Linked DNA regions of Mus musculus: region 2 is linked to region 1. The links are chromatin loops, found by intact Hi-C in ENCODE. Cell type or tissue: left cerebral cortex. All regions are shown on one strand. Each heading gives the region's core, and the rest is flanking DNA. Links, peaks and the distances in the headings are about the cores only. Region 1 has its middle 280 kb from the start of Gm31870. Region 2 overlaps Gm31870 (a long non-coding RNA gene).

Evidence for each region. Hi-C counts contacts between places; a loop is a spot of excess contacts. Peaks named below come from ENCODE experiments on the same cell type or tissue, not always from the same donor. Only the 100,000 strongest peaks of a DNase experiment are listed, where the experiment ranks them.
Region 2: it touches region 1 in a loop (2.8-fold over the local background); 2 of 42 quality-filtered maps call a loop at or near these places.

What each region holds. Positions count from the first base shown.
Region 1 is chr1:193,926,436-193,936,313 of GRCm38, reverse strand. No RefSeq gene overlaps it. Among named protein-coding and RNA genes, the nearest start is that of Gm31870, 280 kb to the right of the region's middle. In left cerebral cortex, for the core only: no CTCF peak of the experiment used is centred there; a DNase peak (open chromatin) is centred at 4,966; H3K27ac peaks cover 509 bases.
Region 2 is chr1:193,731,697-193,741,574 of GRCm38, reverse strand. The region is part of intron 3 of Gm31870 (a long non-coding RNA gene); the gene reads right to left. Among named protein-coding and RNA genes, the nearest start is that of Gm31870, 81 kb to the right of the region's middle. In left cerebral cortex, for the core only: no CTCF peak of the experiment used is centred there; DNase peaks (open chromatin) are centred at 4,897, 5,259 and 5,290; H3K27ac peaks cover 1,405 bases.

The DNA.
Region 1 (9,878 bases), core at 1,901-6,900:
TTTCAGATCAGAGGTAAAGGTAGCAGAGATGGCTCAGAGTGACTTAGAGAATGAATGAGATCAAGGCAGGAATGAGCAGGAAAGCAGACTTGGCAAGCCACACACTGACACTGCTTATGCTTCGTCACTCCGTGCCAATTCTTACAAATATAAAGGCACAGACAAGACAGTGTGAGATCTAAAGTAGGTATCACTGTGTGGTACTTGCCCACAAGAGGGACTTCTGAAGCATGAGCTACCAGGTGGTCCATAGACTGACCTCCAATGTTGGTATAGTGCCCAAACTTTCCTTTCTACTAGTGAGCACAAAGCACTGTAATGTGAGGAGACTTTCTCTCCTGTATCCACATCCAATGTGGATGTGTGGAGAAGGAATATAAGCCTTCTATCCAGAGCCCAGAACTCCCTTCCTGACTTTCTCTTTAAAAGGTCATCTACTTTATAATCCACTGTCCGTCATCTGGCCCTTGAGATAGCTCTAATGAAAGACTAATTTTCTAGTAACAAAGATAGAGCTTAGACTATGTTCTCCTATTTGGAGATAAATGGACTTTCACACGCATGTACTTGCAATCAGAATGTAATTAAAACATAAGAGAGCTTCAGTAAGCCCACCTACCAGTTCTGTGAACAGAATGGAAAAGTGGGGAGACAGCTCACACATGGAAGTGACTCTTGAGTTTCTTAGCAACCCATTTGGCCAGGTTTGAGCTTAGCTTTTCTTTTCTATTTTCTTTTCTTTTCTTTTCTTTTTTTTTTTCAGTCAGCTTTTCTGCTTCTCTGTTCTTATGAACCACAGCTTGAATAGTTCTCTCTGAGTGTGACTAGGCCTGAAATCCAAGGTCCATCCAGATAGCCAGAATGGCAAAACACTTTCCCAGTACAAATAATTCACAACCTATTGCCATGACAGAGAATAAATCACACACTGAGGTTTAAGTCTGGCATCTGAATTCCAACTATTGAATTGGGCACATTTTCACCAGATAGCTTTGCAAGGGGCCTATGGTGTCAACTACCAGGGTCAAACTGTTAACCAGATAGAAATTACCTTTCTGAAGTGGTTTTAAGCATAGACCTCAAGAGGATATCTCTATATATAGTCTTTAGTACGATGAATATTAATTGGCCATATTCTGGTGTCTAAAACTCTGAACGAAATGTGGGAGTCCATCTGTGGGAGTGAAGTTAGCCTGCATCATCTCTTCCACACAAGGTGAACCAGTCTTCATAGCACCTTCACAACTCAGCAACTTTCCTGAGCACTGAACCCACGGAACCAGATCTTGGCTCTGTACTATATATACATCTGTCTTTTTTTTCTATCTAGAGATAAATAAGTAATCCCCTCCAAGTTCAAGTCTTGTGCTATCCTATTTTCAGAAAAATGGACATGAAGTTTTCCTTGATACATGGGTATGAGAGGCCTTATCTGTGTCTCCGGATACATAAAGTGCATGTTGTTCCTTCATTTCTCCACACTATCAGGCCAAACAGGGAAGACATGCTTCCTTACCTCCAGTTTATTGGGCTGAACAGGCTCAGGAGATGACTAGAGAGATACACAATGCATCCAAACTCTACTGGGCTTCATTCAGAGAGATGTCTGCTGACACACACTCTTACCTTTGCTGGATGTACTGCAAAGAGTTTCTGCTTACACAGGAGCATTGGGAAACCCCAAACTCCCTGGACTTGTGGAATTTGCAGTGCAGGCTCCCAGAGTCAGCACTGACCCAAACCTCTTAGCTTATCTGTCTGCTGCCCACATATCTTAGGCAAATAGCCCTGGGGTAGAGGGGAGAACAAACACTGAAGAGAGAAAACAAAGATGCTTAGCACTGTGACTTGGGTGTATTAAGCCAGTTAATCTTACACAGGCAAAGACTGAGGAGCCTGAGCAGAGGTGGGGGTAGTGTGGGGAAAGTCACACAGGCCAGGCACCATACGAGGGCTGAGCTCTAATTTAGCTAGAACAGCTAATGATTTTAATGATTTGTTGTGATCTCAAAACAACAGTTAAACGATAAATCCACACCATTCAGGCTTTTATGATGCTTGGCTTCATTTAGTAAATAGTGTGGGTTGGGGGCTTAGGTTGAACATTTGAGATTATTTTGTTGTAAAGACACCCACATTTAAATAATAAAAAACCAAGCGCCAGGTCCCCAGGAGCAACTGGCTCCCAAACCCTGTGAAGGTGAAATGGAAAGACGTCCTTGAAAACAACCCAAAGGTTTGCTCAACTGCCTCTGCTGTGTGTTCTGGGCAGAAAGCAAACAAGCACAGAAAATTGAAAGTTGATTGTTTTCCATCTTAGTTTGAGGCTCCAGTCCAGGGGGAGAATGCAGTTCCTGGTGTTTTGATACTCTGGGGGAAAGTCTGATCATGCCTCTAGATTGAAAAGCCAAAGAAGTTCCCACTGCTGTATACAGAGGCAAGTGTCATGTTTAGAGTTTTCTTCATACAGTAAGGACCCAGAACTGTCAAAATAATGACCAGGAAATTTGACAATCTGGAATCCTCTACTATTAAAGGCTTACATATATCTGTGGCATGTTGAACGCTATGATTTAAATAAAGATTCTTAGACCCTTGATAGAATCATCAACTAAGAACCCAATTTACCCAAACTTTCTTTAATGTTTGTTTGTTTGTTTGTTTGTTTGTTTTTGATTGATACTGGCTTTTTCTGGAAAGACAGCCTACCCTGTGGTAGATTAACTCAGAAAATTCTGGAAAATTTGAGATGCCCATACCCCAGGTGACACTGTCTATAGATAGTGGTTCTATTGTCACTTCCACACCTTTAACCCTTATTCTGCTGACTCTTTCCTTCCTATTCTAAACTTTGAAGTTCATCCCATTAAATCATGTCCTCTCATACTGTCCTCTACAAAGATCAAAATGATGAATTAAGGTTCCTTGTTGCTTGATTTTTAGCCCTTTTAAAGCTCCTGCTCCTTCGTTTGTGTGTAGACTTGCCTGTGGAAACTAGAGGCCAACATCAAGTGTTTTCATCAGTTACAAGCCACTATATTTTAAAAACTAATTTGTCTCAACTGTTTGACCAGTGATCTCTAAGGATTCTCCTGTCTCTACCTCTTCAGCATTGGGATTGTAGGTGTATGCCACTACACACAGCTCCATACACAGTTGCTAGGGATCAAACTCCGGTCCCCATGCTTGTAAGGAAGACACTTTACTGACTGGCCATTTCCCCAGCCCTTTTGTGGTGTCCTCTCCAATACAACCTGTCACAATTCTTCTTGATTTCAGCATGCAGGGAACAGTGTTTTCCATATCCATTTGCTCTTCTCAATATGCCAGTCCTCCCGGGACCCCAAGGTCAATAGCTACATCTCTTCCTTGGTGTAAATGTAAAACATTCTGTAATCCAACAGTACTCTTCTGTCTTTCCAAGACATTCTCAATCGCCACAGCTTCACCAATCCTTCCCTCAAAACTTGCCAAACTACCCTTGAAAGTCTATTGAGCCCATGAACTTCAATATCTTTTACTGTTTTGTGGAATTATTTTCTTAGCATGGGCTTAAATTCCATGATGAACAATTATCATCAGCCCCCTGCAATAGTCTCTGTGCTCTTTTCTCTCCACCATAATCACCCAGCAGAAGTCCATGCAAGCATTTAAATGTTTCTGGGGAAAAGTATCAAATTTTGCTAAATATATTCATGACCATAACTAAGCTCTTGGTTCTCAACACAATTTTCTGCCAAAGTTTTTTTTTTTTTCTTTTTCCCTCTTCTTTCCTAGGTAGCCATTTCATTCTTTGTTGTCTTTTGTGATTTCCATTTTTTCCTCCCCACTTGTCTTTGACAAATGACCTTGGTCTCTTCTCAAAGAAGACACCAGAATGTATCAGAAAAACATTCCCAACCACTTACCTGCACCCACTGTTGCACATGTGGCCTGAGTGAACTGTCCCTGAGCTTGCCAGTCTGCCCCTCCCCACTTGTCTCCTGCAGATCCTCTTAGCTCCCACTTAGATCATCAGATGGCCTCTCATGAGTGATAGCTCCTGAAATGACACAATCATCCAAGAATTGCTAATCACTTCTAACCAAAGCTAGAGTGCAGGCATCACTTCTAACACTGCTCTATCTATCTCTACACATATTCAGAATCCTTCTCATCACCTCTATTGCTATTACCTTCAAGGAAGCTACATTATTCCTTCCTGGGGTTGTTACAATTGTTTTGTTTAGTAACTAATTAAGTGACTTCCCTGCCTCTTTTCCCTCCTGGTCTGCATTTTTTCAATACAGCATTAAAAAGTATTTCAGTAAAATGTCAGTTTGTACAGTCTTTTAGGAGCCCAGTGGTTGGCCACTTTACCAAGTTCCCTTAACAGTCCTCAAGTCCATTTCATCCATGACCTCCGTGACCTTGTATATAATATCCATCTTATTTTATTTCATCCTAAAATTCATCTTTCTGGATTTTTCCTGAGTCAAATCATCAACCAAGCCCCTAGTTAAAGATGCCCGTGCTACTCTCTCCATCTGTATGGAATTTTCCCAGATAGCCCCACTGCTTCCCCCAGCATCTCCACAGGTCCATCTTCCAGTTCACAGTAAACTCTTTTAATACTCAGTGAAGTTTCACGTCTCTTCCTTTCTCAACACCCTGCTCTCTGTGACTCGATACAGTTTTCTCCCCAACACTGATCTCCACATGAGCTCTCACATCTTCTCTTTTCTGTTTGCTCACAGTCAGCCTCCATCACCGGAACACAAACTCCGTGACAGCAGGAACTGAAACCTATGGCTCTGAGTGCTGATTGCTGTGTATACAAAATGATCTGTTACATCATGAGTGTCTAAGTATCTACTGAATGGGTGAAGATCTAACCCAACAGGTACATGAATAGCACAAATATTTAAGTCCTGATGGTGTGCCCAGAATCTTATATAAGCAGACAGATATATTTACACAATCAGCCTGCAATCTAGGCAGTAACACGATTACTGTTAAACTTTACATCATTATTTTTATCCCATAGCACTGGAGTCAAGTTTAGCCCAAAATAATGTTCTGCAGCTCCAGCCAACAAGGAAACATTTGCTGGGGCTATGCAGGAAAATCTTCTCAGCTTAAAATTTAACAAGAAGATTCTTCTAAAATTTTGTCTTTTTTTAGAATGCCAGAGAAAACACAGATAATTCAACGGGGGAAGGTACTTTGAAAGCTTGGCAGGAATAGTGTGCAGATAAAAGTGTATGACAAGAAGGGAGGGAAAAAGTGAGAGAGGAAGGGTCCCAGAAGAAATATAAAAAACGGGGAGTATCACTTTCAGAGCTTGGTAGAAAAATCTAAAGCTTCCTAAAACAGTATATAAATCAACTATGTAAGACAACAATTGGATATGCACAAAAGGAGTCACCATCAACATTAGAATCCCAAACTCTCATTCATTTGGTTCTGCCAATGAAGATGCTGGGGTATTACACACCCGTCAACAAACCACCACCACAACAAGGAAAAAAAAAAAAAAACAAGTATAGCTTTGATATGTCTAGGCAAAAAGATACTATCAATAGGACAAAATAGCAGCCTATAAGATGGGAAATGCTCTCTACCAACTCTAAATATGACAGAGGGCTAATTTCCAAAATATATAAAGAACTCAAAAAACTAGACATCAACAAATTAAATAATCCAATTAAAAAATGGGGTACATATCTAAACAGATTTCTCAACAGAAGAATCTCAAATGACAGAGAAGCACTTGAAGAAATGTTGAACATCTTTAGTCATCAAAGAAATGCAAACCAAAATGACTCTGAGACTCTACCCTACACTTGTCCAAATGGCTAACATCAAAGGCATAAGTGACAACTCATGAAGGTGGGAATGTGGAGCAAGGGAAATATTCCTCCATTGCTGGTGGGAGTGCAAATTTGTACAGCCACTTTGGATATCAATATGATAGTTTCTCAGAAATTTGGGGATTAATCTACCTCAGGATACAGCTATATAACTCCTGGGCATATACCTAAAAGGCACTCCATCCTACCACAAAGGCTTAATTATGTTCTTAGTGCTTTGTTCATAATAGGCAGAAACTAGAAAGAACCTAGATGTTCCTCAACCTAGGAATGGATAAAGAAAATGTGGTACATTTACATAATGGAGTGTTATCCAGTTGTTAAAATCAATGACATCATGAAATTTGCAGACAAATAGATGGAGCTAGAAAACAAAATAATCCTGAGTGAGGTAACCCAGACCCAGAAAGACTGATGGAAACAGATGCTGAGAACCACAGCCAAACAGGCAGAGCTTGGAGAATCCTGTGAAAGAAGGGGAGGAAGGATTGTAGGAGCCAAAAGGCTCAAGGACACCATAAGAAAATCCCTAGAATCAACAAACCTGGACTCATAGGGGTTCATAGGGACTGAACCATTAATCTGGGAGTCTGTATGAGCCTAACCTAGGCCTTCTTCATATATGCTATAGTTGTATAGCTTGGTGTTTTGTAGGACTTCTCACAAAGTGAGCAGGGGCTGTCTCTGACTCTCATGCCTGATTTTGGGACCTTTGTCCTCCTACTAGGTTACCTCATCCAGCCTTAATATAAGAGAATGTGCCTCGTCTTATTGCAACTTGATATGCCATGTTTGCTTGATATCTCTGGGAAGCCTGCCCTTTTCTGCAAGGAAACAGAGAAGTAGATGAGGAGAGGAGAGCTGGGAGGGAAGGTCTGTGAGGAGAAGAGGGAGGTGAAATGCAGTCAGGATATAATATATGAGAGAATAAATTAATCTAATAAAACAAAAGCAAAACAAACTCTGTATGAGTTCTTGCTAGAGTAAAGATGACAGGTCTGGCCATTACCAATCATACCTTGCCTAGTCACTTCATCCTTTCAACTATTCACTTAGAAGTCATTGACAGTACTTGTTCTTCTACCCTGAGCCTAGACAAGGCTCATACTCTAATGGGAGAGGCAGAAACTGAGTAGTTTACACAAACTTATATTGTATGTTAGATGGTAATCAGAGCTGGAGAGACAAGTAGAGAAATGGGGCATGACTGAAAACAAATGTTATCTGCATAAGTAGCTTATTTGAGTGACTGCTACTAATATGAGAACAAAATCCAGAGATGAGAGGAATAGTGACAATAAAACCTGACCTGGGTGAATAAGCTTTCCACACAAAGGGAAAAGCAAAGACAAACCCTGGGGTAGCAACAGGATTCTTGCTGAACCATACAGACATTAACATGGCCAGAGTATTGAGGGAAAAGAGAGGCCACATTGGGAAGGTAACAAACCACAGGTTTATCTTTGAAGCCTTAGGTGCTTAAAACATCAGCTCTGAAATAGGGAATCAACAAAGATCTCTGAAGAACAGAGTTCTGTGACCTGAGTTCCGTGACCTGACTTACGGGAAATGTCATTCCAGGAACCTGTTGAGAACCTGCTGTGACTGAGACAGAGGACAAGGGGTTACACCCAGCCGGCTGGGCTAGAAGCTGTTGCTGCAACCTGCAGGAAGGAGGTGGTGCTGGGTCCCTGGAAAGGGTTGCATGTTGTGTGTTATTGAAAGCTGAAGTGTAGTTTTTACAAGTAGGTCTCACAGACTTGAGAAAGAGAAGTGCACCCTCAGGGGCTTTTGTAAGAATAAAGTTGCTATTTCCTGAGCTGACAGACTGAGATCAACGGGCCCTGGTCAGTCAGGGTAGGTGGGGAGGAAGCAGTTCACCTTTAGACACACCATGTTGAGATGTTTTTAGACCACATAGCAGTATATACATGTGGATTTTGATATGAAGAAACAAACCACCTTTGAGCTGCTTGTACTAATGACCCTTGGTTGAACTGACTTTTCTATCTATAAAAACAAGAAACTGAATTCTGCTTTGGAAACTATACCACTACACCTCCTAGAATATTCACAAGGTGTGTGTGTGTGTGTGTGTGTGTGTGTGTGTAATTCATATTGTGATGATCAAGTGCTAAATTATAGGAAATCAAGTAAATACCACAGCAGTCTGGAGGGAAGAAAAATTAATAGGAATTAGTGTCACTGAGAGGCTACACAGAGTGTGGCACCAGTCCATCCCTGTGACTTATGGTAGGGCTTTGGGAAACATCACAGATTGGATACACTACTGGTTGAAGTTTCCAGCAAGGAGACCACAGAAGCAACTGGGAATGAGGGTTAGCATAGTTCTGGGTAGATATGAAGCAACGCTGCCACCTGGAATGTTTTTCATTGGTCTGGCACTCCTCAACCATGAGAGTGCTCCCCTGAGTTCTAAGACATGAATTACCTGCTCTACAGAATTCTTAGAGAGACCATAGATGGTTCAAGGAGGAATAAAATATGCATAAGTTTCCTAGAAAGTATATTTAAGGAATTCATATGTGTGCATGAGTATGAGTGAGTGAGAGAGAGAGAGAGAGAGAGAGAGAGAGAGAGAGATGGTATGTGTATGAGTGTGTTTGTATGTGAGTGTGTTTGTATGTAAGTGTGTGTAAGTGTGTGTGAAAATGATACAATTTATTTATATTCTAAAATATGTTTCCCGTGAACTGTGGACTGTCTATCTTCCATACAACTCTGGAGCAATGATTATGTACCAGAATACAGGAGTCTGACTCTACACAAGACTAAGTTTTAAATACTAGTACTTTTAGGGGAAGAAACAACAGAAACTTTGGCCCAGTTCCTATCCCCCCCAGAAAGGTACTATGTGGACTGTTCTGGCCACTCATGACCACAAAAAAACTAGTGAGTAGGAAGTTTGTCAAAGAGCTGTAAACAAAGCTTTCTGTTTTCTCCACTACCCCAGAGTTAATACAATTAATTATTATTTCTGATGTATGTGTAGAGAGGATGATTGAATAAAGAGAAATTTCTGAGTTGTCATGAGCTTTGATTTTATAACTCTAATTGTACGAATGAAAAGCAGAATCTTCACTATTACTTTTGGAAATCGTAACAGAGAATGAGTCACAAGGATAGCATAGCAAGCACATGGAGCCATTTCGGACCACCATGAACAGGAGTTTGGGGGGAGCTCTTAAAACACAAAATTCAAGAGACTCATGGAACTTCAGGCATTTGCCCCACATCACACATGTATATCTGTGGCAGAGGAAGAAGCCCAGAGTTCCCCAGTCTTCCATTACATCTTTTCATGATTGCTTGTCAATAAAAAAGATCCCTTTTATTTGCATAGAATGGAGACCTGAGGATATACAAAGGATTCCTCTGGTCCATTTCTTCAAGGATGATGCTCTTCAGACTGCAAATAGTCATTGCTAGAGAAAACAATCCCGGGGTGAGAATAGACAAGGTCAATGGTTCATGGGTCCAACTGTCTGGATCTGCCTACTGTACATTTTGTTCCTGTAAATGTTACTGTTGCCTCATTTGCAGGGTTCAGGGTTCTCTCCTGTGGCTCTTGGCCAGATTGCTATATATGAAAAAGACTATCCATAATATGTCTCTTTCCTTGTATGAAGATTTTCAAGATCTGTTAGTGCTAAAAAAAAAAATACTTTTTTGAGCAAATAATAATTGATTGTCCTGGGCCTAAGAGCTTACCCACAGTTGGTCCTGAAATAACTGCATTTATGACCTTACAGAACCTTGAATTTAGACAAACAGTTGTTCCACATTGGGGTGGTCAACTCACAAACTGGAGTCAGCCAACTAGAAGGCTAAAATTAAAACAAACTAATGTAAACATCCAGATATCTGAACTCTCCAATTCAATCTTGAGGTTTCCAAGCAGAAAGAACATGCAACTCAGGAATTATTAGCCAAGATTATCGGAAACAAAGCCATCCTGGGAGCCTTGTGATTTGGTTCCCTGTACCTTCCTCACTCAAAATCTTT
Region 2 (9,878 bases), core at 2,265-7,264, 200 kb after region 1:
TATATCTAGGTTTGAGTCAAGTTGACAGAAAACAACCCACAATTACTACTTAAGAGGAAATGCACACAGGAATTTCATGATGAGGTGACCTGGAGCCTGTGAATAAGCCCCTGGGTCTGGAAGATAGAAGAAACTTTACTACCTCAAGTGGGAGACTGTCAAGCAGTGTTTTCTCTCTTATGTCTATTCAAAGACCTATTTGAGACTCTCCAAGTTCTCCAGGTGAACAAGAATGAAAGCCTTGCATTGTTACTCCATAGAACACATATTTAACCTGAGCTAGGCATTAGGTCCCAGTGCCCATCTCCCATACCCTAAAAGCACAAGAACAGAAATTTGAAGTAAAGCAGCTTGCTGTTGAAGGAGAGAGAATTCTTTGAGTGTGGCTAGTGACAAGTTACCCATGCTACAGTGGATGGGCTGCCCCACACCCATGAGTAAAAGGCCAGCACTTAGTGTATTATTTCAAAAAAAAAAATGGCAGAGAGGAAAGAAGGAAATTAAAATGGGAGGAGAATGTGTGCTGGAGAAGATCTGTTGGGAGTTGGAGAAGGAAAATGGGGACTAGATATGATCATATTTCGTTGTATGTTTGTATGAAATTCTCAAAGAATACGTTTTAAAAAGTAAAAAAAAAAAAAATAGCCAAGTGGTAGTGGTGCATGCCTTTTTTTCCAGTACTTGGGAGGCAGAGGTAGATGAATCTCTGAGTTCAAGGCCAGAGTGGTCGACAGAGGGAGTTCCAGGACAGCCAGAGCTAAACAGAGAATCCCTATGTCAATAAACAAAACCAAGCAAACAAACAAAGATAAAGTTGTAATGTTTTAAAATTATACTTATGGTGGGTAATTTACCTACATGTATACCTGTTAACTACATGTATGTCTGGTCATAAGAGGGCATCAGATCCCCTGGAACTGGAGTTACAGATGGTTGTGAGCCTCTGTGGGTGTTAATGAATCAAACCCTAGTCATCTGAAAATGAAGCCAGTGCTCTTAACTCCTGAGCTACCTCCTCATCCCTAAAGGTTGTTTTTAGAGCACATGACAAAAGCCAACCATTGTGCTGATCATTGTGAAAACTGTGCAGTTTCCCCTTATTACAGCCTCTTATGAACTTAATTATTCTCATCTCCACATGAGGAATCCCAGATTGATGTCTGTCCCTGACATTACAGAAAATATTGACTATCTTTCTAGAACTCTCTAACACAAGAGGTAAAGATGCAATGGTGGAACATTACACAGTGGCCTTCTGCCTTCTCATATTTAACTTTCACACAAGACAGGGACCAAGAAACAATGTGAAGTAATGGGCTGGAAGGAGGAGTAAGAAGAGGGAGAAGCATCGCCCAGGCAACTCTGGTGGTTATAATCAACTGATAAGCACCTTATCTAGTGTAACGACAACAGTAAATAAGGAAAATGGTGTCATCAACAATGGCAATGCCTTTGCAGGAGAGAGCTGTGTAATGCCCGGTATGCATCACTTAGGATTAACGCAGGAGAACAGAGAAGCATTCTCAGAGGACTGACACTTCTATATTCTTTTATCTGGGTAGACAGGGCTATGAGAGAAAGTCAAAAAGGTGGCCAAATGCCAGTCATTTATCTTTTAGAATAAACATTTTAATCTTTATAGACATCGGAAGTTTAAAATATTCTTCACACTAAAAATTCTAGACATCTTTTACTATGCCAGGAAAAATAAATTCATTATGCTTTTTCTTTATATTTCTGCAGAGCTAGAGATATATGAACCACTTTGTAGCACAAAACCAGAAATCTTACGTTTTGACCTTTCTTTTCTTCTAGTGTTAATCCCATTATGTGTAGAAACGTGTGTGCCTGCTCTCTGAAAGCTCAAGTGGCTGTGTGCATTCCAAAGCACCTCTCCTAATTCTTTCAGAAGTGTCGGGTGCTCTTGCCAGCTGAAACCCCTAGGTATGGCAGCTGGCTCATGAGCTCCAACACCTCCACCATCTCTCGGCAACATTGCCAATGCTTTCCTCAAAACCTCATTGGCTAGTGCTGAGCAGTGCCAGGATTTGCAGTCTTTAAGTCTGTATTTGGTTATCAATTTTCAAGCAAAATATCACTCAGTGAGTGGTGATCACTTAGTATCCTAACACTCAGCGTTCACTTTCTTTTCCATGAGCAAAACTTGTAGGTTATAGGTTTCCCCTAATTAGTTAGAGCATTGTTATTTTTCAAAGTGTTACCCAACAGTATAACTTTTATGGTTAAATTATAAAATTATAAAAATAAGGTTTTAAAACAGAAAATGGCAAATTGTAGCTACAATTCAATCCTCTGTGTTTAATAAGTGCAATTTTCCTCCCCTTAAAACCACTGATACTTTCTAGCAATGACCCATAATCAATCGAGAGAGAAAATAATTAAAAAGCAGCTATTAGTAAGTCACACTGTGGAAAATAGTTATAAGGGAAGCACACTGTCCCTGGGAAGTGGTGTTAATTCAGAATTCTGTGCTTAAAACAGTCCTTTCTGATTCTCCCCTATCTGAGGGGCAAGATGTGGCTTTCAGGACCATGGACAGGGCACGCGTGGGGTTGTTTTGTGTGTGTGTGTGTATGTGTGTGTGTGTGTGTGTGTGTGAACGCACGCGCATTCTCTCTCTGTCTCTCTCTCTGTCTCTCTCTGTGTCTCTGTCTCTCTCTTTCTCTCTCCTCTTTCCTCCCTCCCCATCTCTCTCTCCCTTTCTCCTCTTTTCTCTCTCTTTCTCTCCCTCTCTTTCTCTCCCCATCCTTTCCTCCCTCCTTTCCTTCCCCCTTTCCTTCCCCCTCCCTCCTTCTCTTCCACTTCAGAGAACTCCCCATAAGGCAACACAAAAATGCTAAATTCTATGTGACATTCACATATATTCATCTTTATTTTGGGGTTAGGCATCTGGCTTGTTCCCACTGTCGGGATTTCAGAACCCTCTGAAAATTGATATCACCCCAGGAACTTGAAGGCATTAAGTAAACCAAAGACAAATGTGTTTGTCCACTAAACAAATACTTTTAAAAATCATGGTGTCACCAGATTTTCTAATAATTGCATTGTATTTAAATCAGTAATTTTGTGTTTTAAGAGCAGAGTGATAAAGCTATCAACATTCTATTCTACCTTGTTTTCTTGAAGATACCAAAGAGCTCAGGCCAGCATCCTGTGTTCTTTTTTATAGCTGAGTTCATTTCCTTTACATAAACCATCTTGAATACTGTGAAGCTATTGCCCAGAAAGGGCATCCTAAATACTAAACATGAAAATAGAGGGGCAGGAGCTTCAATGTGCAAAGCAGGCCAACAAGGAGATAAAGTATAGGCTGTAGGATATGAAAGAACTAAGTACAGAATCACTAAGTAAATAAACAAAATAAATCCTAAGGAAATTTACATTGACAGAGAGAAAGCTGTTGGTGCAGATATGGATAAAGAGAAAATTAGTGTTTTGATATAAAATTGGAAAGCTTAAAGAATATGAAGGACAGTTGGAAAACAGTAATGTACATACTTCCCACTTAAGATTTTTGTCTCCTGATATCTGCCAATAAAATGTGGACCTTAGCCATCTTCTGTCTGGGAAGTTGATCACCATGGTTGTTGAAGGAAGGAAGGTGATCACTGTGATCTGAAGGGAAGTCAATCACTCAGCAGTCAGTAATTCTTGTTGTCATAAAAGCCTAGAACAATATCCATTCAAAGTGCTGGCTCCACCATGTAAACCTAAGCACCTGCTGCATCTCCTGCTTAATTAGGCATTGCCAGACAGTCAATGCACATTTGTTAAATAAATGAACACTTATGCCCTAAGCAAAGGAAGTTGGGAAGGTTTATTTATTTCCATTTCTTGAATGCAGTCTACAGCATAACATTGAACGCACACACTGCAATGTTTTTAACTATTAGATTATTTTTTCAATGAAATTTAAAATTTAGCCTTAGTTCTCCATAACTGTCACAGAAGGAATGCCTGATCCACAATCCCTCTTCCTGCCTTAAAATAGCTCACTTCTAGGATGGCCCAAGCAGCTATCACCTGCTTCTCTAGGTAATATTAAACCCAACATTTATTATTGAGCACCAATCTTGCTGCTTTAGCCGTTATGAAGGTTCATTTATGTACTAGAGGCTATTATGATTCCCATTTTACTGGCAAACTAAGCCACAAAGAAGACAGATTAGATCTTCCCAGATCATGTAGCTTGTAAGCTAAAAAGTGTGGTGTAAGAACCTTTCTGATTTGGTAGAGTGCAAGCCAAGATAGATGATAGATAGATAGATAGATGGATAGATAGATAGATAGATAGATAGATAGATAGATAGATTTTAAAAGTCAGAAATCAGCATCTAATCCATGAAAATGAAACCCTTGGTGAGCATTCAGGAGCCCTGTGGCCACAGCTCTGATGCAAGTGTCTTCAGGTTGATCCTCTAACTCAGGTTCTCTGGATACTTAGCACAGTACAGGATTTCTTCCAAATAGCTTTGCTTGTATGGGAGTTTCCTTACAGCAAAGGCACAGAGCTAGCTGCCTGGTGCCCTTTCTCAATTAAGCAACTTTGATTTCTTCTTTGTATAATTTGTGGCCCCACTGCACCCCACATGACCCACGTCATCAGTCTGCTGCTCTTCCTCCTTGTGTGGAGTCCCGGGTTCTGATGGAGAGAGATCCACTGAGCTACAGCCTCCTGAGAGGAGAGCTTCTGCACAAGGTCACAGATCGGTGCTCTGTGTATCTGGATGTCTTGTACACTTCCGACTCCTGCCATCATTCCTCTCCTAAGGTGCATTCACTCATTCTCTGCTTACTTTAAGGCTTCAGTTCTGCTCCAGAGATACGTCCTGATAGGCTGAGTCACTGAGCCTTTTCTCAATAAAGCACAGAAGATGGATAGTCACAATGCCTTCCTTCAGCTCTCATAAATCTAATAAATGGTTTCATCCCTATCGCCTCTCCCGGAATCCTTCACAGGGCCTTGGTTGGCTCCTGTTATAGATAAGAAGGGGGTGTTTGCAACCTAGATATTGATGAGACTAAAAGAACTGCACTAATAATTCTACATCCCTATGACTTCATTCTTATTGCTCAGCAAGCTGTGAGTGGCATCCCCTAAGTGAAAAACAATGTGGCCAGAACAATACAGAAGTGGGTGCTGTCAGATCACTTGGTGTCTAAGTTATGCTGGCAGGCTGGTTCTCTGGGCTCCTGAGAGTCAGAGTGTGCTCATGGCAACCATTGAAGGATGCCATGAGCTGCTTCTTTCTCCAATCAGAGGGGATTAGAAAACCTGAACTTTTCCAATTTCCTGGTGGAAAAATACAGGAACAGTTTCATCAAAATGAACTTCCTACAAATAACCACATTTCTAAAATTAGGAGACACAATATGTTTCAGCAAAAGAAAGAAACCGTGAGATTCAGACCCTGAGCAAGAAATACTTTCTTTGCTTAACCCAGAATCTCACTTATTTTATATTTTGTTCAGCATATGTTTTGTAAAACCAATTTCCTTTACCACTCTCCCCCATTGGGACTCTTCACAAATGAAAAAAAAAAAAAATAGGGAAAGGTTTTTTTTTCACCTCATAAGACTAAGATTATTTTAGATATGAAAGCTTTTCTTTTTCTTTCTTTTTTTTTTAACTAAAGGCAATTGTGAGAAAAGCAAGCATGTAAGTGAGAAAGCAAGAAAGTCATCTGTAATCTACCACAATTTACTAAGCAAATCATACCAGAAGATGGACCCTCACTCCAAATCTAACAGCATTCTCCCTGGTGACCTGGGAAACTTTGCTGGTATTGGTTTTGGTCACGATCTCTGAGATTTCCAAATCATCTGAGAAAATCATTCCTCTGTGTTTAATAATCATAAAGTAATCTTTGCCAGTAGCCTCTCCATGACATACCACAACTTGGGTCAATATAGCTGATACAGGAATATTGGGGCCTCTTTGAGGGTGATGGAGCCTTCCTATGCTTGTGGTGTTAGTGTCCCTGATGGCTCAAAGGCCACCAAAGCTGCCCCCAAACCAGTGGCTTTTGTTGAAAACTCACAGAAACGAAGAGGGTGAGATTTAAAGAGAAACTTGTAAATCCACAGGTGGGAGATTATGAGGAAGAAAGAGCCATGTTGTTTGAGTTAGACACGGAGGTCAGTTATATTTTTGATCAAAAGCCACATGGTAAAGAGGGGAACTTCGAAAGAGAATGATAAATCCCAAAGTACCAGAGAAACCATAGTTAGATCAGCATTAAAAAATAAAATAAAAGACAAAGGAGAAGAAAAGGGGAAATGTATGTTTCTCTGGGTTAGGACTCAGAAAGGTGAGCAGACCTAGCAAACCCTCACAGTGGCACACAGGGACTGTACCAGGTGGGGAGAGTCTGGAAGCAAAAATACATCATCTCACTAAAGGGAAAATTATTCTACCCATCTCTATAACGTGGCATAAGGGAAACTCACCTCCTGAGGTTAGTTTACCTTAGTTCCTTGGCTAGGTGATTGGCTAACTCAGCTGTATTAATTTTGAATGTCAGGTCTCCTGTCAGAGATGGATTCCATTCTTTTGACAATAAGACAACAGCTTTCCTGTTATGGGTCTTCAATGCCACTGCAAAAATTCTAAAGTAGAGATCATGGAAGTACATCTCAATCACTTTTTACCTGGCTCCTTAGTGACAACAGTAGGGCCCCAGTATCCCAAAGGACAGTCACCAGATCTGAGACTAGAGGCCGATTTCAACACCAAAACCTAGAGAAGCTAGGAAGCCAATTGCATCCTGCCTCTGTCTCTGCCTCTCTTAGAGGAAAAACCAACCAACCAAGCAAACAATAAAACCATTGTAAGACTGTTCATTCTCAGCCTGCCCTCCTGAGGGCTTCACCTTTATAATGAGCTGGACTAGAGGAGGAGATTGCATTCTGCTCCATATGAATTATCATTATAACAAGCATCCAGGCTGCCCATCAAAGATCCCAGAACTGGGGCAGTAGTGAGTGGAGGGGGGATGGAGAGCGGGTAGAAATTTCCATACAGACATAAATGTGGACCCTCATTAGAGAACAAGCCTTCACTTCAAAAAGACATGAACTCCGCACAGGTCTCCTGCCTGTTAAATATGTACAGAGTATGCTTGTTTGATGATGAGAGTCGCAGTTTGGCTATTTGAATGGAAATGAATTTTAATAAGCATTTGAAGCAGGGAAAGCTACAACCCTCATCTGCTCCTGGATCACCAGGCATCTTCCTCACCATCATCACCTCTGAGGGGAGACTACAGCCCTCATGATGAGTGCAGAATGTCTTCTCTCCTCGGTCTTTGTCAATGTTCATTAACCTTGCAAGTTTCTTTGCTAGCCAGGAAACACAGCTGTCCCTGGGAAATTTCCATATTCCTTAAGAAAAGCAGGGTGTGGAATTACCACTGGGTAGGGGAGTGGGGGGTCCTGCCAACAAAAAGCACAGTGAAAGAGCTGTCTGGGAAAGAAATACAAAGACCATCTTGATTAGCACTTTCATTACCCACTTAAATATCTACACACTTTTGCACTCACTTTGCACTGTTATAAAATTAAGTATAATGTGGTTATTTATCCCATGCGTGTTCATCCCAACAGAAAAATAAATCAATTATTATTGTAAATCTCAGTCTCACTTCCAGTCCAAAATAAGGGCACAAATACCCTTGGATTATTTCTCTCTTCTTGGCATTTTAGCAGACCTAGAGCTCAGAAACATTCCAGCAACCTTAACAGATTATGAATCTATCATCTTAACAGGAACAAAACAACTTAAACCTGTGCAGGGATGGTGACAAGATAATTCTGAAATGCTTTCAAAGAAGTGTGGCTCGGAATTGGCAGGGTGCCTCACGGTGAGCTGGGAGCTGTCTTTCCCAGCCTCTGAACTAACTCACATGGTTCCTGTTGTTTTCTGGGGTTTTTTCCGATGTATTGTTTATCCATGCAGACTCTAAGTCAGTAAGGTCACTGACCCTAAGTTAGTCCAACCTCATTAAGCCCGATCCTGCCAATGTTTTCACCCCACCGTGTGACAGCCCTTTACCCAATGCCATCTTACTGACATCTCTAATTAAAGACAATAAGGCCCCTCCATGTACTTACAGAAAAGTACATAATATTTATCTCATGTTTAGGATAGAAAAACAAATACTGCCTAAGGATAGGGATTCTGAAATCATTACGATCTAAGAATAAATATTGTTGCCAGTACAACCTCTCTGCACCCTGCATGTTAGGGATTAAGGTGAGCATCACTAACTCAGCTCTCAACAAAGACTACAGAGGAAAGAAATCAAGCATATTCTAGAAGCTTCTCTTTGTCCAAATTCTCAAACAATACATTATTTTTCTTCCTTTCTTTTAAGCTTGTGTATGTGTGCGTGTGAGTGGGTGTACACAGGTGTTTTCAGGCATAGGCATGTCACAGGGCTTTTTATAAAGGTCAGAGGGCAACTCTGAGTATCTGCACTCCCCTTTCACAGTTTTTTTGCAGCTGGATCTCTTACTGTGCATTGCTGGGTAACCCAGGCCAGCTGGCCCAGAAGCTTCTGTGGGTTCTCCTGTCTCCTTTTCCCATCTTGCTTCTGGAGGATTAGGGTTACAGATGTTGGCTTTCTGTGGGTTCTGAGGATCCCAACTAAAATCCTCACACCTGTGCAGAAAGTGCCTTACCCCCCAAGCTGTCACCCAGCCCAGCAAGAGTACATTTTTAGAGTCATTTCCAAGTTTGTTTCATGAGGGTGAAGATTCTCTCATGCAGTCCTCCATATGCTTTATGCTTTTACTAATTTCAAATAACTATATCCCGAAGCAGGAGATGCAAGCACATGGGTGTGCTCCCCAAATCCATTGCCAGACCCTGCATAATTTAAAGTCGGCACTGCTTTAGTCAGAAGGCTGTGCTGGGAACTCTCTTCTTTCCCTAATTTCAGAAGTTTAATTCGGTTGCTCCTCCCACCTTCCTTTTCTTTTGAGCGACTCTTACTCTTCTCCCATGGGCCCTAGAAGTAGATAGGGAGGAATAAATGCCTCTAAACTGGGGCTGGAAAAGGGTCCCAGCCACTTTCTCCCCATTACAGCCCCACCAGGCCACTCCAGCTGACAACCTAACAAGGTGATAATGGGCCCGGTTCACAGCAGGTTGTTTGAAATAGGTTGAAGAGGTTCATTTGCATTCAAATCTTCCCTCTCTGGCTGGCTTTTGTTTGGCCCCTTGATTTCTACTCCCAAGACACCCTTTGGTTGACTTGGAGTGGAACAAAATCACATTGCTTCAGAATTTGAATTGCAGGCTTGGGTTTTAAATGTGTCCCATTATTTCATCAAGTTGTGGTGGGGGAGGAGTGAAAGGAGAGAAAGAAGAGCAAAGAGATTCTGAAATGAAAGGAGAGATGACAGATGGGTGCAAATGTCCCTTTTAAGTGCAGAGGAGCAGCTGATGCCAGGCCATGAAATTAAATTAATGCATCTGTGGCTGGATATGTTCTCCAGCTTCTTACTCCTGCTGGGAAACTTTGGGTTCCTTTTACAAGACCAAAGATAGACCCCCTGCACCAGAGGAAAGCCCTGTGCTCACAGTAGGTGCTGGAGAGAAACAGTCAGCCCTTTCTGTGTCCTCTCATCCTGGAAGGACATGGCCTCAGTGCAAACATATGACCCTAAACTCAAACAGATGAGTGAACTGAACATAGCTCATCCGTGGTCAGAGGTCTAAGCCAGTTGTCTCCCAGCACTTAGGATGTTCTAAGTCATAGATAAGACACAATGACTGGAAAGCATCAGTACTCAGAGCCAACTGGTAGAAGTTTTAAAATAAATGTTTAAAGCATAAGTTAGTGCCTTGAAAT